3 separate regions of the Homo sapiens genome follow, and all the other regions are linked to region 3. The links are chromatin loops, found by intact Hi-C in ENCODE. Cell type or tissue: IMR-90. All regions are shown on one strand.

The links. A loop is a pair of places that touch in the nucleus more often than their neighbours do. Peaks named below come from ENCODE experiments on the same cell type or tissue, not always from the same donor. Only the 100,000 strongest peaks of a DNase experiment are listed, where the experiment ranks them.
Region 1: it touches region 3 in a loop (10-fold over the local background); 7 of 110 quality-filtered maps call a loop at or near these places.
Region 2: a loop joins it to region 3, with 15 times the contacts of the local background. A loop is called at or near these places in 102 of 110 quality-filtered maps.

What each region holds. Positions count from the first base shown.
Region 1 is chr1:40,335,870-40,343,869 of GRCh38, forward strand. No RefSeq gene overlaps it. Among named protein-coding and RNA genes, the nearest start is that of COL9A2, 23 kb to the left of the region's middle. In IMR-90, a CTCF peak has its summit at 3,022 (motif pointing left); a DNase peak (open chromatin) is centred at 3,042; H3K27me3 peaks cover 505 bases.
Region 2 is chr1:39,968,883-39,976,882 of GRCh38, forward strand. MFSD2A (MFSD2 lysolipid transporter A, lysophospholipid) reads left to right here. Exons shown (of 14, transcript NM_032793.5): 14 at 623-1,074. The coding sequence ends at 686. Among named protein-coding and RNA genes, the nearest start is that of MFSD2A, 18 kb to the left of the region's middle. In IMR-90, a CTCF peak has its summit at 4,805 (motif pointing left); no DNase peak of the experiment used is centred here.
Region 3 is chr1:39,813,500-39,821,499 of GRCh38, forward strand. LINC02811 (long intergenic non-protein coding RNA 2811) reads right to left here and starts at 3,961. Exons shown (of 4, transcript NR_186710.1): 1 at 3,750-3,961. RefSeq lists enhancers at 3,244-4,239, 4,088-4,257. In IMR-90, a CTCF peak has its summit at 3,474 (motif pointing right); a DNase peak (open chromatin) is centred at 3,352; H3K27me3 peaks cover 783 bases.

The sequences.
Region 1 (8,000 bases), 520 kb after region 3:
AACACTTTCTCTGTTATCTAGGCACTGTTCTGTTTAATATAGAAGGTGCAATTATCCTCAGCAAACTCCTGTTGATCCTTAAAGACACCACATCCAGAAAGTCTCTCCAGGATCAACAAGCTGGATTAACACAGAGAACATGAGTGAAAACTATTTTTATTTTTTTATCCTACAAATATTTGTTGAGGACGTTATGTGTCAGGCCTGTAGTGTGAGAAGATAATTAAATGATGTCATCATGAAGGCAGCAGCTAAGAACTACCATTTATTATTATTATTATTATTATTATTATTATTATTATTATTTTCATTATTTGGAACCAAATCTCACTCTGTTGCCCAGGCTGGAGGGCAATGGCACGATCTCAGCTCACTGCAACCTCGGTCTCCTGGGTTCAAGCGATTCTCTGCCTTAGCTTCCCAAGTAGCTGGGACTACAGGCCTGCACCACTACGCCTGGATAATTTTTGTATTTTTAGTAGAGATGGGGTTTCACCATGTTGGCCAGGCTGGTCTTGAACTCCTGATCTCAGGTGATCCACCCGCCTCGGCCTCCCAAAGTGTTGGGATTAGAAGCGTGAGCCACTGCGCCCGGCCGAGAACTACCACTTATTATTAATGGTGATCATTAATTTTTTTTTTTTGAGACGGTGTCTTGCTTTTGTTGCCCAGGCTGGAGTGCAATGGCACGATCTCGGCTCACTGCAACCTCTGCCTCCCGGGTTCAAGCGATTCTCCTGCCTCAGCCTCCCGAGTATCTGGGACTACAGCTGTGTGCCACCAAGCCCAGCTAATTTTTTGTATTTTTAGTAGTGATGGAGTTTCATCCTGTTAGCCAGGATGATCTGGATCCTCTGACCTCGTGATCTGCCTGCCTCGGCCTCCCAAAGTGCTGGGATTACAAGTGTGAACCTCACCCAGCCTATCTTCAGAACTTCTATCAGATTATTTTGAAGGTGTGTGAACATATTTTTATTTGTTTGTTAAACCTTGAAGGTGGATTGGATTTGAGAAATAGCTACTAGTTGTTCAAGACCAAGTTGGGTGAAAGATAATGGGTCAGAAATTATAATCTGGTAGTCCTCAATTTTCTTTGATTTGCTTATAATGTTTTTTGAGATGGAGTCTCACTCTGTTGCCCAGGCTGGAGTGCAGTGGTGTGATCTCGGCTCACTGCAACCTCTGCCTCCTGGGTTCAAGCAATTCTCCTGCCACAGCCTCCAGAGTAGCTGGAATTACAGGCACCCGCCACCATGCCTGGCTAATTTTTTTGTATTTTTCATAGAGACAGGGTTTCACCATGTTGGCCAGGCTGGTCTCGAACTCCTGAACTCAGGTGATCCTCCCGCCTCAGCCTCCCAAAGTTTTGGGATTACAGGCGTGAGCCACCACGCCCAGCAGTGACTGTTAATTTTGTGTACTGATTTTACGTGTCATCTTGACTGGACTAAGGGATATTAGCTGGTAGAACATTATTTCTGGGTGTGCCTTTGAGGGTGTTTCTGGAAGAGTTAACGTTTGAATCAGTAGACTGAGAGCAAAGAAGATCCACCTTCATCTATGTGAGTGGGCAGCATCCAGTCCATTGAGGGCTTGAATAAAAAGGCAGAGGAAGGGTGAATTCTCTCTGTCCTTGAGCTGGGACATCTATTTTCTCCTCCCCTTGGACATCGGAGCTCCTGGTTCTTGAACCGGTTTCCCTCCCCAACCCCACTCTCAGGCCTTCCACTGGGGACTAAATTACGCTACCGGCTTTCCTGGTTCTCAGCTTGCAGACAGTTTATCATTGGACTTCTTGGCCTTTGTAATCGCATGAGCCAACGCCCGTAATAAATTTCCTCTTACGTTATCTATATATATCCTATTGGTTCTGTTTCTCTGGAGAATCCTGACAAATACAACAATAATGCTTATCATTTAAATATTTATATTATCATAATTATTGTGTTTATAACAATATTTATTAAGCACTTGCTATATGACAGATATTGTATCAGTGTGGTACATGCATTTTGTCTTTAACTCCTCACAACCGCTCAACGAGGTAGGTCCCTTGATTATCCTCATTTTATTTATTTATTTATTTTTAATAGAGAAGAGGTCTCACTATGTTGTCCAGGCTGGTCTTGAACTCCTGGGCTCAAGCGATCCTCCCACCTTGGCCTCCCAAAGTGCTGGGATTACAGGCGTGAGCCACTGTGCTGGGCCTATCCTCATTTTATTTACAAGAAGACTGAAGCTTAGAGGTGTGAAGTGATTTCCCCAAGGACACACACCTGTTTTCCCACAGTTTCTAGCTCTGGATAGGTCTCAGTAACATACATTTTCCCCACTTTCCACTACAGCCACAGCATAGGGTTGTGCATTTTAGGATCTGCACAAAAAGGGAGGACAGAGGAGTGGGGCTGAGACCCAGCCTGGAGATGTTTGCCGCAATATTTTATTTTGCTGGTTCTAGCTTTCTTAGAGAACTCTTAGGATCTTCTGTTTGACTTGAGCCCTGGGCTGCTCCAGTTTACACTCCTCAGATCTCTAAATTTATTTATTTATTTATTTATTTTTTGAGACCAGCTCTGACTGTTGCCCAGGCTGGGGTGCAGTGGCGCCATCTCGACTCAGTGCAACCTCTGCCTCGTGGGTTCAAACCTCAGCTCCTGCCTCAGCCTCCTGAGCAGCTGGGATTATAGATGTGCACCACCACGCCCGGCTAATTTTTGTATTTTTAGTAGAGACGGGGTTTCACCCTGTTGGCCAGGCTGATCTCGAACTCCAGGCCTCATGTGATCCACCTGCCTCTGCCTCCCAAAGTGTTGGGATTACCGGCGTGAGCCACGACGCCCGGCCAAATCTCTAATTTCTAACCTTCCAATCTTCCAGTCGTTTCTTCCCACCTCCGATAGGAAGGAGAGGTGGGCTGCAGGGCAGGAAGAAAAGGCCCAGCTCCCTTCCCCACCAGTTGCTCCTTTAGACCGACTCCAGGTGAGCAGTAAATCAGGCTGGCTGGTGCTCTGGCGGCACCTAGTGGTCCTCTGCGGCAGCACACCATGATGACAGCTTGACAAGACGAATTAAAAGCCCCTTTCTCCAGGAGCTGCTAGCGAGATGAAACGGGCATAGAGGCAGATAAAGCACTGTGGGAACCCAGCGAGGGAGCAGTCGTGGTTTCTGGGGAGTTAGAACTTAGAATTTGGATTCAGCTAGACTTGGATCCTGGTTCTACCACATACTGACTGTGACCTTGGGCAAGTCATTTCATCTCTTTAAGCCTCAGTTTCCTCATTTGTGAGATGGGGAGAATAGTGTCTCTTGATGACCATGAAGTACTTAGCACAGTGCCCAGAACGCTTTGGATATTTGTTTTCGGCAGAAGGGAACTTCGTTTTGTTTGTTTGAGATGTAGTTTCGCTCTTTCGCCCAGGCTGGAGTGCAGTGTCGCAATGTCTGCTCACTGCAACCTCTGCCTTCCGGTTTCAAGCGATTCTTCTGCCTCAGCCTCCCAAGTAGCTGGGAATACAGGCGCCCGCCACCACACCCGGTTAATTGGCAGAAGGAACTTTGTAAGAAAGGCAGGGAGTGGGATGAATGTTCAGAAAACAGAGTAGGTGACAGATGATCCCCCTTCCCTGCTAGAGAAGAGCAAACACAGCTGGTCAGTCCCGTGGAGCAAGTTGGGGCAGGGGCTGAGTCTCTTAATTACAGCACAGTGAGACGACCTAGAACCCCTTCCTGGAAACAGCTGCCCATTCTGGGCTGAGCCAGAGTGCTAAACAGGTTTGCTCACCTGGCCTCTGGCTGCCCTCTTATGCCTGGCAGAAAATACCAACCATCAGCTTCCCACAGGTGCTTCTCTCTCCAGCTAGAACAGAGCAACTCCAAACTCCTCAGAATTGCCAATCCTGACCCTGGTTTCATCTGACCTCCCACTTGTTCCATCTGATTCCTTCCCAGTGCTGGTCCAACACTGATAAGCTTTAGTGTCCGCTTACATGAACTACACTCTCCTGGCTTTCCTCCTACCTCTCCAGCTGTTCTTTCTCAGGCCCCTTGCAGATTTCTTTTCTCTGCACACCCTTACTTAGCACTCTACAAGGTCCTGTCCTATCTTCTTATTCTTTATACTCTTCCTGGGCCATCTTATCCATCGGGTTGACTTTAACTGCTGCCTATATGTTTTCCTGAGTCTCAGACCTGCTTATCCAACTGCTTCTCAGATGTTCCACAGGCACCACCAAACTGACATGTCCCAAATGAAATTATCTTCTTGCCCACAAACCTGTTCCTCTTCCTGTGTGGCCTACACAGCCAGTGGTCCCACCCTCTGCCCTATTGCATAAGCCAAAACTATGGATGTCATCCTGGAGAAGAGACTTCCCTCTCTCCTCCCCGAGAAATATTATCGCCTTGTCCCAGTGACTATACCTCATAGGTGTTTAATCCATCCACCTCTCTCCATCCCCACTGCACCTACCTTATTCAGCATACCATCCTCTTTTGCTTGGGGGTATTGCAACTGCCTCTTATTTTAACTCCTTGCTTCCAGTTTTGCTCCATTGTTTTTCCTCTGTGTTCCTTTCTGGAGGCTCAAGGAGATAACTCATTGCCCAGCCTTTCCCACCTTCTAGAGGCTTCCCACATTTCTTGGTTTCCCCTTCCTCCATCTTCAAAACCAACAAAGTTACATCTTACTGACCATACTATAGTAAAATCTCCCTGTGCTTCTCTCTTCTGTCTTCCCCTTCCACTTTTTTTTTTTTTTTTGATGGAGTTTCACTCTTGTTGCCCAGGCTGAAGTACAATGGTGTGATCTCGCCTCACTGCAACCTCCGCCTCCCAGGTTCAAGTGATTCCCCTGCCTCAGCCTCCTGAGTAGCTGGGATTACAGGTGCTTGCCACCACGTCTGGATAATTTTGTATTTTTAGTAGAGACGGGGTTTCACCGTGTTGGCCAAGCTGGTCTTGAACTCCTGACCTCAAGTGATCTGCCTGCGTCAGCCTCCCAAAGTGCTGGGACTACAGGCATGAGCCACCACGCCCGGCCCCCTTTCCACTTTTAAGGACCTTGTGATTATATTGGGCCTATTAGGTAATGTAGGATAATCTCCCTGTCTCATAATCCTTAATTTAATCAATTCTTCAAAGTCCCTTTTTGCCATGTAATGTAACAGATTCACAGGTTCTGGAGGCATCTTTGGTAGATCATTATTCTGCCTACCACAGACCATTCTCTGGCCCCAGTATTCATACCTGTCTCACGAACAAAATGCATTCACCTTATTCCAAGGTCCCTAAAAATCTCAGCCCATTAAAGTATCAACTCAAAGTTCAAAGTCTCATTTAAATCTCATTAGCTCAAGAGTTTCAGATTTATCATGGATATTATCTAAATTAGGTTTTGGATGAGACTCAGCATAATCTATCCTGGGGCAAAGTTTCTCTCCACCTGTGGACGTGTGAAACTAGAAAATAAGCTTCTGCTTCCAAAATACGATACTGGGTCTAGCATAGGATAACACTAATAGACATTCCCATGTAAAAAGAGAGAAAGGAAGAAATAGAGGAGTCACTAGTCCCAAGCAATTTCAAAATTAAGTTAGACAAACTCCATTAGGTTTCAAAGCCTGGAAATAATACTTTGCAGCTCAAAGCTCTGCCCTCTGGGATCACAGCTCTGTCCTCTTAGTCATTCTTCCTTTTTCATGAAAGGTTCAGCACATGGCTGCAGCTGGGTGGTTTTATCAACTTGTTTCCTGCCTGTAGAATTTGGGGGATCTTATAGCCTTCTTTCATTTCATACCCTCTCTATCCTGTACAGTCCAAGCTCAAGTGTTTCTGCTGGTATAAAATTCTCAAGAACCCCGTGGATCTCTCATGTATGTCACTCCATTAGACAAAATGCTCCTTTGCAGATCTTCGCTTGATAAGCCCGTTTCTATTTCTGTCTTCTGTTGAGGTAGCTGAGGGGATATATGAGTCTCACACTTAATCTCTTCAAAAAACCTCTTATGTGACAGAATACTCTGAACTTTTTTTTTTTTTTGACAGTGTCTTGCTCTATTGCCCAGGCTGGAATTCAGTGGTGCAACCACAGTTCACTGCAGCCTTGACTCTCCAGGCTCAAACAATCCTCCCACCTCAGTCTCCCAAATAGCTGAGACTACAGGCAAGCACCACCTACCCAGCTAATTTTTGTTGTTGTTGTTGTTGTTGTTGTTGTTATCTGTAGAAATGAGGTCTCCCTATGTTTCCTCAAGCTGACCTTGAGCTCCTGGGCTCCAGCGATCCTCCCTTCTCAACCTCCTAAAGTGCTGGGATTACAGGCCTGATACTCTGACCTTTTGATCTTTCTGAGGTATTAGCAAAAGGTTGTCCAGCCACGTTCTTGGCTTTTTCTCTAAAGCACACTTTCCTGACAGTGAATTTCATCATTTTAACGTCTTTTGCATCTGAATAGGCTGAGAATTCCCCCAATCATCAAGTTCTGTTTCATTTTTTGTTAAACATTTCTCTCAAATTATCTGTTTCCTCTCACATTTTACTGTAAGCAGCAAGAAGAAACCAGACCACACCCTTCAACACTGCCTGGAAATCTCCTTAGCTAACTACCCAATTTCATTGTTTTTTTGTTGTTGTTGTTTTCTTTTTGAGACAGGGCCCCACTCTGTCACCCAGGTTGGAGTGCAGTGGCACGATCTCGGCTCACTGCAACCTCCACCTCTGGGGTTCAAGCAACTCTCCTGCCTTAGCCTCTCTAGTAGCTGGAACTACAGGTTCCTGCCACCACGCCTAGCTAATTTTGTATTTTTAGTAGAGATGGGGTTTCTCCATGTTGGCCAGGCTAGTCTTGAGCTCCTGACCTCAGGTGATCCACCCGCCTCAGCCTCCCAAAGTGCTGGGATTACAGGCATGAGCCACCTTGCCCGGCCTCAAGTTCATTGTTTATAAATTCTGTGTTTCATATAACTTCAAGGAACTGGATAAGCTTTTTGTCACTATGTACCAAGGATCCTCTTTCCTCCAGTTTCCCCTAACATATTCCCCATTTCTTTCTCAGCCGTCACCCATAGCACCTTTAACAGCCATATTTCTTCCAAGTCCGTTCATGTTCTCTAAATTGGTTGATATTTTCTTGACTCTGCTCATTACTGATTCCAGAGTCCTCACTGTCCAAGCTGTTAGCATTCACATTTCTCCCAGCAGTCTGATCAAGGCCATACAGGCTTTTCCCATCATGCTCCTCAGTGTTTTTCCTGCCTCCTCCCAAAGTTCAGTTCCAAAACCACTTCTACATGTTTAGGTATTTGTTACAGCAGTAACATAATCTGTATTCGTTTTCTGTTACTCCTGTAAGAAATTACCACAAATGTAGTGGCTTAAAACAATACAAATTTCTGGCCAGGAATGGTGGCTCACACCTGTAATCCCGGCACTTTGGGAGGCCAAGGCAGGTGGATCACAAGGTCAAGAGATCGAGACCATCCTGGCCAACATGTTGAAACCTCGTCTCTACTAAATATACAAAAATTAGCTGGGCATGGTGGTGGGTGCCTGTAATCCCAGCTACTTGGGAGGCTGAAGCAGGAGAATCGCTTGAACCCGGGAGGCGGAGGTTGCAGTGAGCCGAGATCACGCCACTGCACTCCAGCCTGGTAATAGAGCGAGACTCCGTCTCAAAAAAAAACAAAAAACAAAACAAAAAAACCCCAACCAAACAAACAAACAAAAAAAACACAATACAAATTTGTTACTTCTAGCTCAGTAGGTAAGAAGTCCGAATGACACGGGGCTAAAATCAAGACGTGAGCAGGGCTGCACCCCTTTCCTGAGGCTCTAGGGAAGAGTCTATTTCCTTTCCTTTTCTCTTTTCTAGAGGCTTTCTGCATTCCTTGGCTTGTGGCTCCCTTCCTCCATCTTCAAAGTTAGCAATGTGACATCTCCTTGACCACTCTTCCACAGTAAAATCTCCTTTGCCTCTCTCTTCTGTCCCTACCTTCCACTTTAAA
Region 2 (8,000 bases), 160 kb after region 3:
AGGCACTGTGTTAAGTGGTCTTACCTTTATTCAACAAATACATACTGGCTGCCTACTATGTGCTAGGCATTGACTGCTCTAGTGAACAAGACAAAAATCTCTGTCCTTAAGGAGCCTGTTATAGGACGTGTGTATCCATCACCTCCCATACCCCTCCAACAACCCTAAGTATCAGGTTCTTAGGGTTCCCCCTCTGCAGGTGAAGAAGTTGAGGTTTCAGCAGGAAGAGTACCTGGCCCAGCTGAAAGGGGCGGAGCTGGGGTTTGAGCCTCAGCATTCCGGCTCCAGAGACTGCACTCTTCATCAGCCTCCTGGCATATAGGACCTCGAGTGTGGCCTGACCCTGCATCTGGGGAAACCAGTGGGCAGGCTGGAGTGAGTCATGCCAGCCCGTCAGCCAGCCCAGGCGAGAGTGTAGATCTAGGGTTTGCAGTACCCTGTGTGCAGCAAGGACAGTAAACAGACCAACCAACAGTTGAAAGTGGGAGTGAGCAAACTCTGTGTCCCGCGGTTCACTTTAGTCCGACAGCAGGGCCAAGATCACGTGAGGAAGGAGGCAGGTGGGGCTGAGGAGGGGTAAGGATGGATGCTTCCTCCAACCCATCTCCTCTCTCTCTTGCAGGGACGAGGCCAGCAGCTCTGGCTGCTCAGAAACAGACTCCACAGAGCTGGCTAGCATCCTCTAGGGCCCGCCACGTTGCCCGAAGCCACCATGCAGAAGGCCACAGAAGGGATCAGGACCTGTCTGCCGGCTTGCTGAGCAGCTGGACTGCAGGTGCTAGGAAGGGAACTGAAGACTCAAGGAGGTGGCCCAGGACACTTGCTGTGCTCACTGTGGGGCCGGCTGCTCTGTGGCCTCCTGCCTCCCCTCTGCCTGCCTGTGGGGCCAAGCCCTGGGGCTGCCACTGTGAATATGCCAAGGACTGATCGGGCCTAGCCCGGAACACTAATGTAGAAACCTTTTTTTTTACAGAGCCTAATTAATAACTTAATGACTGTGTACATAGCAATGTGTGTGTATGTATATGTCTGTGAGCTATTAATGTTATTAATTTTCATAAAAGCTGGAAAGCAGCTGCCTGTTTCTGTCTGTGTCCTCAGCCACTCACTGAGCCCTTCTGCCTTAAGACTCCGTTAGAGAACACACTGAGCCCCAGGTGCTACTGGGTGGGGGCGAACATGTCTGGAGTTGTGGCTGGAGTGCAGTGGCGCAATCTCGGCTCAGGCAATCCTTCCTTCTGCTTCACCCTCTCGAGTAGCTGGGACTACAGGCATGCACCACCACGCCTGGCTGATTTTTAAATTTTTTTGTAGAGATGGAGGTTTCACTATGTTGCCCAGGCCAATCCTTCTCACTGGACTCAAGCAATCCTCCTGCATTAGCCTCCCAAAGTAGTGGGATTACAGGTGTGAACCACTACACCTGGCCTCTTGCTAAGTCAAGACTGTTCTTATTTGAAAGATAAGAACACCCTAGTGTAGAGAGGGATTTAGCTAAAGTCACGCAGCCTTTAGTGACCTAACTGGAATTTTATCCCAACTCTGTAAGACTCCAATACCGTAATCGCCACTGTCTACTTCCTTGTGTCTGAGAATGACCAGGGGACCGGCAGACAGATGCTTGCTCTGGGTGTGCCTGTACACTGTGCTTCCTGCCTGGTGCATGCCTGAGCCTGCAGGGCTGGTGGGGCTGGAGGCCTGTGGGGTCCCTGGAGACTGGTGGTTCTTTCTCCACAACTGTTACTGATGGTATTGAAAGGTGAGAATGTACCTGCTGGATGTGTGTATCAGATGAGGGAGGATTTTACCACAGACGCACTGGTGACAAAAAAAAACCAAACACCTCCGGTAGGGAACAGGGTGGTGGGGAAGGCCTAGTTGGGAGCACTTGGCTAACTTCCATGGTATGAATAACTCCCACCATAGCCAATTTCAAGTTATCCATGGTTGTTCATTTGAACATTTCCTAAACATTTAGTAGTTGGCTTTTACAAGCTGGTAGGAGCTTGCCTAACACACCACTGGGTCTCACACTTAGGCCAAGCCCCCAAAATCACAAGAAGGCAAAGCTGGCAGGATCAGGAGCTACTAGTCAAATCTCCTGATTTTATAAATAGATAAATGAGGCCCAGACAAGAGAGGCTCTTAGGCTATTCTGGCTTGGTTCTTACCTTGAGTGTGGGGCTCCGTTTTGGGTGGGAGGGAGGTCCACCATTTTTACTGATGAAGTTCTGCCAGGTTACTTTGATAAATTACATTAAGCGTTACTAACAGGCATGGTTACATGTGTGTAATAAGTATGAATTCAGTTAGTCTTCAGATAGTTGTCAGAACTTCCCTATGAGGAAGGTATTATTGTCATCCTCACGTTAAGAGATAAGGAAACTGACGCAGGGAAAAGTTAAGTAACCTGCTCAAGGTCATTGGACAGTCACTGGAAGAGCTGATACTTGAATCGAGGTTGGCTATAGTGCCTGGGCTCTTAACCACTACTTAAGGCTGTTAGGTGAACCAATGGTTTTGTCAACACCAAGGCAAGTCACACACTGTCTTTGTATCAGCCATCTCATGTCAGGCTGTCTGGGCAAGGCAGGAGCCTAGAGTCTGTTATGGCCTCTGGAGCTGGCCTGCTCAGAGACTCTGAGATAATGTTTATAGAAGCCCACTTATACCTCCTCTCTCCCTCCACTCTAACCAGTAACCACCAAGTCCTGTCTTTAAAAAAAAAAAAAAATTAAAGTTTTCAGCTGGGCGCAGTGGCTCACGCCTGTAATCCCAGCACTTTGGGAGGCCGAGGCGGGCAGATCACCTGAGGTCAGGAGTTCGAGACCAGCCTGGCCAACATGGTGAAACCCCGTCTCTACTAAAAATACAAAAATTAGCCAGGTGTGGTGGTGCATGCCTGTAATCTCAGCTACTCAGGAGGCGGAGGCAGGAGAATCGCTTGAACCCAGGAGGCAGCAGTTGCAGTGAGCTGAGATCGCGCCATTGCACTCCAGCCTGGGGGACAGAGAGAACCAGTCTCAAAACAGAAACAAACCAAAAACCAACAAACAAAAACAAAACTAGCCAGGCGTGGTAGCACATGCCTGTAATCCCAGCTACTTGGGAGGCTGAGGGCAGGAGAATGGCTTGAACCTGGGAGGCGGAGGTTGCAAAGAGCTGAGACCATGCCATTGCACTCCAGCCTGGGCAACAGAGCAAGACTCTGCCTGAAAAAAAAAAAAAAAAAAAATTAAAGTTTTCCAAACCACTCAAGCTTGTTTCTTTCTTAGCCCCACAATTACTTCTCAGGCATTATGCTCTCTTACCTGGGTGAATAGACAAGCATCCTGTCTTGTCTCCTTGACTTTAATTTGATCTCCTCACCTTCTTTCTGCAAACTATCCAAGATAACTCAGTAGCTCTCCTGTTTAGAAACATTTCTGTAAACTGGGTGTAGTGGCTCTGCCTGTAATCCCAGCTACTGGGGAGGCTGAGGTGTGAGGATTACGAGGCCAGGAGTTCAAGACCAGCCTGGGCAACATAATAAGACCCCGATTCTATAAAACAAAAAACAATTAGCCAGGTGTGGTGGCTTGCACCTTGTAGTTCCAGCTACCCAGGCAGCTGAAGCAGGAGGGTCTCTTGAGCCCAGGAATCTGAGGCTGCAGTGACCTATGATTGTGCCACTGCACTCCAGCCTGGGGAACAGAGGGACACCCTGTCTCAAACAAAACAAAAAGTTTCCTAGAAATCCTTCTGTGAGTTCCTGTCTGAGTACCCTACTGACCTCCCCAGGCCCAGATCTAGATGCAGCTCTTTTTGCAGGCCACCTGCGTGACCCTGGTCTTGCAGCTCCTGCTGCAGCTCTACCTGGCAGACACCCATCCAATGTGTCTTGACTCCAGCAAGCCCCTCTGAAGCAGTCCCTACCCCTCTGCCTTTGGGACATCTCAGAGGGATCGTCTCTTTCATCGTGGTCTCCCACACTGAGCCGAGGGCCAGGCATGGTGGGGTGCGGCAGGCACGTGGAGCTGAGTGAATGGGAGCTGTGACCAGAGCAGGCTTTGGCTGGGCATCAGACCCAACTCCCACTGACCCACTGTGACACCTCTCTCCAGGTCACAATTTCCCCAAACTTCCTATGGGGATTTAGACTTTTCATTTTTTCTTTCTTTTTCTTTTTTTTTTTTTTTTTGAGACGGAGTCTCGCTCTGTGGCCCAGGCTGGAGTGCAGTGGCGCCATCTCGGCTCACTGCAAGCTCCGCCTCCCGGGTTCACGCCATTCTCCTGCCTCCGCCTCCGGAGTAGCTGGGACTACAGGCGCCCGCCACGCGCCCGGCTAATTTATTGTATTTTTAGTAGAGACGGGGTTTCACCGTGTTAGCCAGGATGGTCTCGATCTCCTGACCTCGTGATCCGCCCGCCTCGGCCTCCCAAAGTGCTGGGATTACAGGCGTGAGCCACCGCGCCCGGCCAGGGGATTTACACTTGAACACCCTTGCTTCTCTCCAGTTTCACACTCACAGAAAATTGCTCTCCTCTTCCAAGATCCCCTGTTGAATTCTTGGGGACTTCTTTCGGGGTGGGACGGGTGAAGAGGGGAAGCAATGTCTGTTGGGTCATTGGCTACTCTAGGTCCCTTCTGGACAGATCATACCTACTTATTCTTGGGAGAAGAGCCATATTGACTTCCTCTATGCTTGGATCCAGCATTACTACAACAAACCCTGTCTCTCCCTCTTCACTCGGCCCTGCTGCCCTGTCTTGCCAACCTCACAGCCCATCCACACCTCTGGTAAGGACCAGGTGCAGCTTTGGCGCCACCTGCTGGAAGAAAGGAGCAGCACCTCCACGTTTCAAAGAGGAAATTCCAGATCTGACATTGTTTTGGAATATCGATTCCATTGATCCGAACAGATATTTACAATGAGTCTACTATATGCCACACACCAACTAGGCTCTGAGGACAAAGTGGTGAACAAAATAGAGCTTACATTCTCAGTGGAGATCAATGACAAATAAATAATTTCAGATCGTAATAAGCATCATGAAAGAAGCGAGGTGATGTGATGGAGGAAACTGGTACGGAACTACTTTAAGTCAAGTGCTCAGGAAAGAATGTCCTGAGAAAGTAACATTTGGCTGGACACAGTGGCTCATGCCTGTAATCCTAGCACTTTGGGAGGCTGAGGTGGAAGGATCACTTGAGCTCAGGAGTTCGAGACCAGCCTAGGCAATAGAGTGAGACCTCATCTCTACTAAAGATAAAAAATTAAAAAAATTTAAAAAAAGAAAGAAAAAGAAAGTGATCCTCATGAAGGATGAGAATTAGCTAAATGTGAAGAGAGCTTAGAGGGAAAGCATTGCAAGTAGAGGAGACAACGCAGACCCCAAGGCCCCAAAGAGCTTGGAATATCGGAAGGACAGAAAGGAGACCAGTGTGGCCAGAGTGTAGTGAATGAGGCCAGGCACAATTGCTCAAGCCTGTAATCCCAGCACTTTGGGAGGCCGAGGCAGGTGGATTACCTGAGGTCAGGAGTTCGAGACCAGCCTGACCAACATGGTGAAACTCCATCCTACAAAAAATACAAAATTAGCCAGGCGTGGTGGTGCATGCTTGTAATCCCAGCTACTTGGGCAGGAGAATTGCTTGAACCTGGGAGGCGGAGGTTGCGGCGAGCCGAGATCGTGCCATTGCACCCCAGCCTGGGCAACAAGAGTGAAATTCTGTTTCAAAGAAAAAAAGAGAGTATCTCAGGGAGAAGGAACAGCATGTGCTAAAGCCCAGAGGCCAGGGAGATCATGGTGGAGTCAAGGAACAGAAAGGCCAGTGTGCCTGGAGCACAAAGATTGAGGGAATGGGATGCAAGATGAGGCTGAGGATGAAGGCAGAGGCAGATGGTCCACAACATGGCTTCGTGGGTTGTGTTAAGCATTTTGGTCCTTATCCTAAGAGCAGAGGGAGGCCATTGAAGAATTTTAAGCAGGGAAGCCATATGATAGATGAAGAGTTTGGAAAGACCTATCAGCTGCTCTGAGGAGAAAGAATTGAAGAAGGTGAGAAGGGAAGCTGGAAGACGAATGAAGAGGCTTCTCATGTAATGTTCCAAGGATGAGTGGTATTGATGAGTACAAGACGAGTGGAGGCAGTGGAGATAGAAAAGGACTGATTTGGCAGCTGGTAGGACTGGATATAATTGAGATGGAGAGGGAGAGGGGGAGAGAGTATGAAAGTGATGTCTATATTTCTTTTTCTTTTCTTCTTTTCTTTTCTTTTCTGAGCTGGAGTCTCACTCTGTCGCCAGGCTGGAGTGCAGTGGCACAATCTTGGCCCACTGCAACCTCCGCCTCCTGGGTTCAAGTGATTCTCCTGCCTCAGCCTCCCAAGTAGCTGGGATTACAAGCGAGTGCCACTACGCTCAGCTAATTTTTGTATTTTTAGTAGAGACGAGGTTTCACCATCTTGGCCAAGATGGTCTTGATCTCTTGACCTTGTAATCCACCCGCCTTGGCCTCCCAAAGTGCTGGGATTACAGGCATGAACCACTGCACCTGGCCTATATTTCTTTTTTGTTTGTTCGTTTTTAAGAGAACATCTCACTGTCGCCCAGGCAGGAGTGCAGTGGCACGATCATGGCTCACTGCAGCCTCCACCTCCCAAGCTTCAGCGATCCTCCTGTCTCATTTTTTGATTTTTTGTAGAGATAAGGTCTTGCTATGTGGCGAAGCCTGGTCTCGAACTCCTGGGCTCAAGCGATCCTTCCTCCTCAGCCTCCCAAAATGTTGGGATTACAGGTGTGAGCCATGGAGCCCGGCAATGCCTAGATTTCTATCTTGGGAAACAATGAGTAGGACTTCTAAACACAGCAAACATGAGCAAGTTTGGAGGCCAAAAAAATTCATTTGCCACTTGTTTGCAACATTTTCATATAAATAGGGAAGAAATCACACTTAGGAATTCCACTGTCAGGGACAAGCCTACAAACTATCACCACTACTACTATACAACATTTCTTTTTTTTTTTTTTGAGATGGAGTTTCGCTCTTGTTGCCCAGGCTGGAGGGCAGTGGCGAGCGATCTCTGCTCACTGCAACCTACACCTCCTGGGTTCAAACGAGTCTCCTGCCTCAGCCTCCCAAGTAGCTGGGATTATAGGCATGCGCCACCATGCCTGGCTAATTTTGTAGTTTTAATAGAGACGGGGTTTCTCCATGTTGGTCAGGCTGGTCTTGAACTCCTGACCTCAGGTGATCTGCTCACCTTGGCCTCCCAAAGTGCTGGGATTACAAGTATGAGCCACCACGCCCAGCCACTATACATTTCATTGGCCAATATAAACAAGCAATATAAATTGCATTAGATAATGTAATTAGACAAGAAAAAGAAATAAAAATTGGAAAGATATATGTAAAATGTTTAATTTTATTTTATTTATTTTTGTTTTTATACATTTTTTAAAAATAGGGTTTCACCATGTTGCCCAGGTTGGCCTTGAACTCCTGGACTCAAGGGATCCACCTGCCTTTAGCCTCCCCAAATGGGATTACAAGAGTAAGCCACTGCACCCGGCCTGGTAAAATTATCTTTATTTGTCAATGACATGTTTGTATTCCAAGAGAACCCAAGTGAATCAACTGAAAAACTACTATAAACGATGAGAAGTCTCAGTAAGGAAAAAGGGTATAAAATTATTACACAAAAATCAATCCCCTTCATATATACAAACTGCATTAAGCTAAATTGCATTGTTCAATGTAATAACCACACCACATTGCCTATTTAATTTTAAATTTAAAACGAATTGTTGGGAATAATGTTCAAAATCCTAAGGAAATTGAACACTCAAACACAGGATTCTTAGCAAAGCAATTTTACTTCTGCGCAGAGGGGTGCTTCTCCTTGGCCAGTCGCCATGAGAGCACACCTGAACAATGGAGCACAAGAGCCTTTATTCCTGACGCAAGTCCTGCCCCTGTACCCTTTTCCCATTGGCTGGGATCGGGTCGTACACTCT
Region 3 (8,000 bases):
TGTGTGTGTATATATATGTGTGTGTGTGTGTGTGTGTGTGTGTGTGTGTGTATATATATATATATATATATATATTTTTAGATGGAGTCTCGCTCTGTCGCCCAGGCTGGACAGGCTGGAGTGCAGTGTCAGGATCTCGGCTCACCGCAACCTCCACCTCCCGGGTTCAAGCAATTCTCCTGTCTCAGCCTCCCGAGTAGCTGGGACTACAGGCCATTATGCCCAGCTAATTTTTGTATTTTTAGTAGAGACGGGGTTTCACCTTGTTGGTCAGGCTGGTCTCAAACTCCTGACCCCAAGTGGTCCACCTGCCTCGGCCTCCCAAAGTGCTGGGATTACAGGTGTGAGCCACTGCGCCCGGCCCCCACCAATTCTTTTTTTTTTTTTTGAGATGGAGTCTTGCTCTCTTGCCCAGGCTGGGTGCAATGGCTAAATCTTGGTTCACTGCAACCTCTGCCTCCCAGGTTCAAGGGACTTGGAGGCATCCCTGCCTCCTGCCTCAGCCTTCCGAGTAGCTGGGATTACAGGCATGCGCCACCACACCCGGCTAATTTTTTTGTATTTATAGTAGAGACAGGGATTCACCATGTTGGCCAGGCTGGTCTCGAACTCCTGACCTCAAGTGATCTGCCCGCCTTAGCTTCCCACAGTGCTGGGATTACAGGCGTGAGCCACTACACCCTACCGGAATATCTTTTTATTAGGGAAGAGGGTTGCTTTCTGGCTCACCTATAATCTTCTATAATTATTGACAATGACACTGCCTCTTGGATCATGTTTCCCTTGCTTGGTCCCTGGGTGAAGAGGACAGTCCCAGCGAGTGTATACATGGACTCCTGGTTCCCTATAATACTATGAGTTATGCTCCTTATCAACAGGATACCATGCTCTAGAGACAATGATTAGAAGTCTATCCTTTTGGCTGGGCGCCGTGACTCACGCCTGTAATCCCAGCACTTTGAGAGGCCGAGGCAGGCGGATCACGAGGTCAAGAGATCGAGACCATCCAGGCCAACGTGGTGAAACCCCGTCTCTACTAAAAATAAAAAAATTAGCTGAGCATGGTGGTGCGTGCCTGTAGTCCCCGCTACTCAGGAGGCTGAGGCAGAAGAATCCCTTGAACCTGGGAGGCGAAAGTTGCAGTGAGCCGAGATCACGCCACTGCACTCCAGCCTGGCGACAGAGTGAGACTGTCTCAAAAAAAAAAAAAAAAAGTCTCTCCTTTCCTTTAGCTACCACAGCCAATGAGATGGCACAACTCCTAGGTCAGCAGATCAGACTCTTATTTAGAGTGAGACCCGTCTTCAAAAAAACAAACAAAAAACTCAAAAACTAGTGCAGCATGCTCTGATATTCTGCCCAGTCATCAGCCCTGTGTGCATAAGGTTATTCATCACAGGATGGTTTGTGATAGCGTCAGTCTGGAAACAATTCAAATGTCTATTACTAAGGAAGGGACTGGTGAAATTAACTACAGAACATCCTCACCATGGAATACTAGGCAGCTGACAAACGAACAAACTCCACACACACACAAAACAAGAAAGCTCTTTATGGACTGACATAAGCTACAAAATACATTGTTAAATGAAAAAGGCAAGATGCAGAACAGAGTATACTCTCCTTTGAGTAAAAGGGTGGAATAACATTTGATACTTGCTTTATTTATATGAAATAGACACCTAGGAAACTAATAAAATTGACTTATAGTGGATGGATGAGGTGGACAATGGAATAAAGATAGAAGTAGAAGTAGCAGGGAGACTTTGTTTATTTTGAGACAAGGGCTCACTGTTGCCCAGGCTGGAGTGTGGTGACACGATTGTGGCTCTCTACAGTCTTGACCTCCCAGGGTCCAGCGATCCTTCCACCTCAGCCTCCTGAGTAGTTGGGACTACAGGCACATGCCACCACACCTGGCTAATTTTTTGCTCATTTTTTAGAGACAAGGTCTCACTATATTGCCCAGGCTGGTCTTGAACTCATGGACTCAAGTAATCCTCCCGCCTTGGCCTCCGAAATTATTAGGATTACAGGTGTCAGCCACAGTGCCCAGCTGAGACTTCTTAAGGGATATCAATTCTTTGAAGAAATAGTTGATTTCTTGAATGACGCGAATATATTACTTGGCCAAAATATTAAGTAGAAGAAAAAATGTGTTGAGTTAATGAAGGCTCTGTGTAACCCTAAGGAACTTATTTTCCCAATTCCCACCTCAGTTTCCCCAAATAAACTGGAGGACCACTGAGGGCTCCCCCTCTTTGGCTCCCAGACTTTGGGTACAGGCCCTTAGGACTCCAGTCTGTATCTCTGACCCCAGCCCTGACAGAGGTTCAGAAGGGGTCTGCCTCATTTCGTGTGCCTCCCTCCTCCTAAATCACAGTCAGGGCTGTCAGCACTTTAGTCCCTGTCCTGCTCCCTGGAGCCACTGAGCCAGGTGGAGAACACCTGGTCCTGCAGCGGATGGAGAGAGAGAGATCACATGGAGGAGGCTAACTCAGCTCTGTGCTGTGCCTGGAGGTCGCGTCTGTACTCACTGCTCAGAGCACACTACTGCCAGGGTTGGGTCTGCAGTGGGGCCTTGGAGCTCTCTTTATATCTCACCCCTCACCTTCTAAATGGCAGGTTATGATTTCCTAATATGCTGTGACAGAGCTGAACCCTCCATCCCAGCTGCAGGCACCTGCCTCTGTGGAGTGGCTACTCTAGGCTAGGTACTTCAGCATATTCTCTCTTTTCATCCTCCTGCAGTCCAATTTGGCAGATAAGGAAACTGAGGCCTAGGGAGGTTCTGGGCTCCTGCAGAGCTAGGGGAGGAGGAAGGAAGCAAAGACTAATCAGGCATCCCTTAATTGGACTTGCCTGGGAGGCAGGCACTGGGCCTGAGTAGAGGGTGCTGGGAGCTGAGTGTGGTCAGAATACAGGGAACAGAAAGGCTCAGGGTGACCAAGGCTGAATGGGGGTGGGGCAGGGTCCCTGAGGACAGGGCTGAAGCACTTGGACAACTGACTACAGTGGGGCATTTTCAGGTCTGGGCTTGTGGAGTGGACAGCTGAGGTCCCTGAGTGGGGGCACAGGATGGCTGGAGGGGTTGGGGAGAAGGTGGTGAACCTTGGAGGAATCCAGGAGGGAGATGATGTGACGTCATCTAGGGATGCAGGGGGTGCGAGAGGGGCAAGAAGCAGCAGCACTTGGTGACTGATGGGATATAGAGGTTAGGGAGAAGGCGGGGTGAGAGTGATGACTAACATTTATTGGACACTTTGTATGTGCGTGGCTCAGTAGCAAGTGTTTCCCATTTGTCACAGCACTTAATCCTCAAAACATCCTAATAGTGTTGGTTCTATTGTCACCCCCATCTAACAGATGGGGACTGTGACTCAGCGGTGAGAGTCTTAGCAGAGGTCACAAGCCAGTCCTCAAGTCCCTGGGAACCACTTGGTTCCCACCGTCATCTCCCCCGAGATGCTAGGCTGTTTGTGTCCACCAGGGGGCAGAGAGAGGCCGGGAATTTGAACGGGACCCACGTTTTCCTGCGCTTCCCTTAGCCTTGGCTGTGGTCAGAGATCTTGGTGATCAAGGAGTCTGACCCCCTAGTTCTCACTTTACCATAGGGTAAGCTGAGGCCCATGGAGGGACAGTGACCAGCTCAGGTGGTAGAACCAATCAGAGGCGGACGTGGGCCAGAGCCCAAGACTCCAACCCCCCAGCAGCTTAGACCCCAACCCTGGATCAGGTCACCCCAGCACCTGGGGGGTGGCAGCGGCGACGGGGGCCATGGATTCCGGCCCCAGCCTGTGAATTCCACAGACACCGCGGCTCCACACAACCCACACCCCACTGCACACAGAAAGGATACGGCTGACGCTTCGTGAGCGATGCTGGTTGTCACCAAGTCACTGGTGAAACTGGGAGAGCGCCCCTGGTGAGACGGTGTGAGGATTCATGCAAAGCACGTGACAGAGGGAGTTTCAGGAAGTGAAGCTGTCCTGTGTTGCTGCTGTTTTATTAGTAACAGCAAGCTGCCCAGGCCCACACGAGGCAGGTGTGTCTCATGAGTGTTCTACGGGAGAGGAAGTGAGGCTTAGAGGCCCAAGCCAGGAGTGGAGGAGCTGCGGCTACGGGCTACGGTGCCCATGCCCACACCTGCCTCAGGAGCGCCCTCTTCCTTTGGATGATTCTTTTTTATAGACAGGGTCTTGCTCTGTCGCCCAAGCTGGAGTGCGGTGGTGCAATCATGGCTCCCTGCAGACTTGACCTCTTGGGCTCAGCTTCCCAAGTATCTGGACTACAAGCATGCACCACCACACCTGGCTGATTTTTAATTTTTTTGTAGAGATAGGGTCTTGCTATGTTGCCCAGGCTGGTCTTGAACTCCTGGACTCAAGTCCTCCTGCCTTGGCCTCCCAAAGTGCTGGGATTACAGGCGTGAGCCACCATGCCCACCCAGCCTGGATGATTCTTTTAGTCCGTCATTCATCCCATGAGCATTTGTGCCACATGTGCTCTGAGCCTGGTTCTGTGGTGGGCACTGGTGCCACCCTGGGCCCTGAGGTGCATGAGGGGGCGGAACAAATGGAAATTGAGGCAGGCTAGGCCTAGAGCCTGTGGGCTTCCTGGGACTGGGCACTGAGCAGTGAGCTCGGGAGACAGAAGGCTGAGCCCAAGGCTGTGGGCTTGTGCCACCTCTGCCTAACCAGGGTTTGTTTACCTTCCACCCAGAATCACATAATGGAGGTCCGTTCCTCCCCTGCACAGCATCCTGCCCTCAGGATAGCCTCAGGGCTACCCACACAGATGGGAGCTGCCTCATCTGGGGCCACTCCAGGGCCGGGGGTTCTGCTGGGAAGAAGGCTCCTACATCCTTGCCCCGCTGTCTGAAGCTGGTTTGGGCCAGTGAAGAGGAGCCTTCCCTGGCCGAACTCCTTTTGTCAGCCCAGGGAATATCCAGGTCAGGGGGTGGGGTTTGGCCTGGGGATCAGGGGCCCAGGGTCATGTTTGGGATTATCCTAACAGGCATTGCACCTGCATAAGACAGTGCAGGATGGGTCTGCACAAGACCATATAGAGGAGAGGTGAGCGGGGTTGAAGGCCAGTCCACACCCTGCTCCACTTGGCACTGCTGGGGGCTGGAGCAGGGCTGTATCAGCCTAGAGGAAACAGGTTCTTATTTCTGAGTCATCATGAGCACCACATAGGTTGGCAGTGCCCTGATGGCAACAGTCCCTAAAGCGCAGGGGTGGAGCAAGGCTTGATGTTGGCCTGGAGCTCCAGGGCCAGTTGCTATTTGAATGAAAGAGTTGCAGCAAGCTGGTCTTTTCCCCAAACCCATGGCCCTCAGGTGTTGCTCAGGAGAAGGAGGGATGGAATTGGCCATGGGCTACCACCTCAGGAGGCTGGACCTCTCAGAGGAGCTTCTAGTGCTTTGCTTAAGATATGTCCGCCAAGACCCATGCCAACACTCTTGGAGTCTCAGGGGCTCCTGACTTTTCATTCTCCCAGGCCCCAGTCCAGACTGACTCTCCCAAACGCCCATTGTGGATTATGTCCAAATTCCTTTGCAGGGCCATTTCTTGTTCACCACAGACACACCTGTGTCCAGAGTGCACATAAGACAAGCCACTGCTCTGAGGGGGAGCTCCTGGCTGGGGGGATTCCAGGACCTAGATCTGTGAAGCCACCTGCCTCGGACATCATGGAGGAGGATGGCAGTGTTCGGAGGCTCAGGAAGCGCAGCACCGTGCCCGGGTGGCAGTTGGCCTGGAGTCTATGCAATGTGGGGTGAACCAGGACCACTCTCTGGGACGTCCACCCAGGAGAGCCAGGAAGGTGTTCCAGGCTGGGCCCCAAGGCCTCTCTGTAGCCTCCTGAGGCCATGTAAGGACCCAACCTGTCCTGGCCCAGAAGTCAGATTCCTCAGCCAAGGAGTTGCAGGGACAAGGAGAGGTGGCCAGTGTGGTGGGAGGACGCCTTTGTTGGTGGGAGGACGCCTTTGTTGGTGGGAGGACGCCTTTGTTGGTGGGAAGACGCCTTTGTTGGTGGGAGGATGCCTTTGTTGGTGGGAGGACGCCTTTGTTGGTGGGAGGATGCCTTTGTTGTAGGTATTTTCTCAACGGTGGGGCTGGGCTGCCTGCCAGGTGCCAGGGCGCGGCTCTGGCCTCCCGCTGCACAACCCACTTTGCCGCCAAGCCCTGTACCCGGCCCAGCAGCTCCTTCCCGCGCTTCCGCTGCCAGTCCCGGGAAAGTGAGAGGCAGGATGTGTTGGGCGGGCTGAGCAGGCTGGTTCCCAGCCCACCTGGCCTCATGCTTCTGGCAAGGATCCTGAGCCTAGACAGGAGAAGGGACTCACTCAGGGCCCTCTTGGTGCTTGGCATTTAGAACTGCATTCTTCCAATTAAAAAATATGTACAAACTTTTGCTCAATAAAATGTGATAAAACTGCAATGCTGAATATGAGCTCATACACTTATTAGCTGTATGTCCACGAACAAGTTACTACTTATCTTCTCTTTAGCTCCATCTCTTTATTGAAAAGCGAGGACAAAAGAAGAAGAAAATGTAAAAATGGGGATGATAGTTGTCCTACCTCATGGGACTATTACGAGGATTTAATGGGTCGTTACATGTAAAGCTCTCAGAACAGTCTTGCACGTGGTGAGGGCTATGGAAATGTCTGCTGTGATCTTGAGCGTGATGGTGACCATCAGTGGGAACAATGCTAACCAAGAATCAGTGGCACAGAACAGAAATTCACTCAGGCAAGCTCCAGCTGAGAGCTTTTAATCACGTCTTCAGAGATGGCACATGGAACCCGAGGGTAGGGGCAGCCAGACCTCAAGAGGCCTGAGAACCAGGATCTGAAGAATGAGAAGCCCGGAAGCTCCTCTCTGTCTCTGGGCCTCACTGTCTCCTATCCACCCTCTTTCTGCACATCTGCTTCACTCTTATACCTCTGAGCAGCACGACTTCCCCCAGTTCTCTCATGGCCAAACATGGCTGGCTCTCAGGTCTCAGGTCAAGTAACCAGAGGAAGCACACTGGCTTCTCTGAATCCCAACAGCAAGATTGTGGGACAGGGAACCCATTGCCCAATTTGGGTCATGCACCCACAGCCCATGGCTGAGGGGCCGCCAGGGACCAGTCCCGTGGTGCCGAGGGAGAGCCTATAGGCTGGGCAGGCATCCCCAGGGGCATCTACTCCAATGGTGCTCTGGGCAGCAAAGAAACCAGTGTGCTAGTCCTGGTGTCACTGCAGGAGATCCCCAGTGTCGCTGGGCCCTTTTCCTCTTCTGTTCACTCTGTGATTGCTATAGTCCCTTGTCACAGCACTCAGGGTGTCTTAAAATTGTTTATGTGTCTGTTTTCCTCACTAGACTGTGATTTTCATTCATTCTCTCAATACAGTAATCACCAAGTACCAGCCATGTGCTCAGGATACAGAGATGAATCCAACTCAGTGCTTGCTGCCTCCGCAGAGGCTCAGTCTGGCTTGGCATGTGGTCATGTGAAACGGATCGTCTCCATGTCTGGTTTCTCCCAAACTCAGGTGCTAGAGACTTTGTTTCCCACAGCATTGACAGTGTCAAGATCCCACTCTTCATGAAGTTTACAAGACTCCTGAGCTGTTATGAAAAGTGAGCGTCCAGGCCAGGCGCAGTGGCTCATGCCTGTAATCCCAGCACTTTGGGATGCTGAGGCGGGTGAGGTCAGGAGTTCAAGGACCTCACCTGAGGTCAGGAGTTCAAGACCAGCCTGGTCAACATAGAGAAACCCTGTCTCTACTAAAAATACAAAAAATAGCTGGGCATAGTGGCGTGCACCTGTAATCCCAGCTACTTGGATGCTGAGGCAGGAGAATCCTTGAACCTGGGAGGTGGAGATTGCAGTGAGCCAAGATGGTGCCATCACACTCCAGCCTGGTTGACAGAACGAGACTCTGTCTCAAAAAAAGAAAAGGAAAGAAAAAGAAGGGAAGGGGAGGGGAGGGGAGGGGGAAGAAA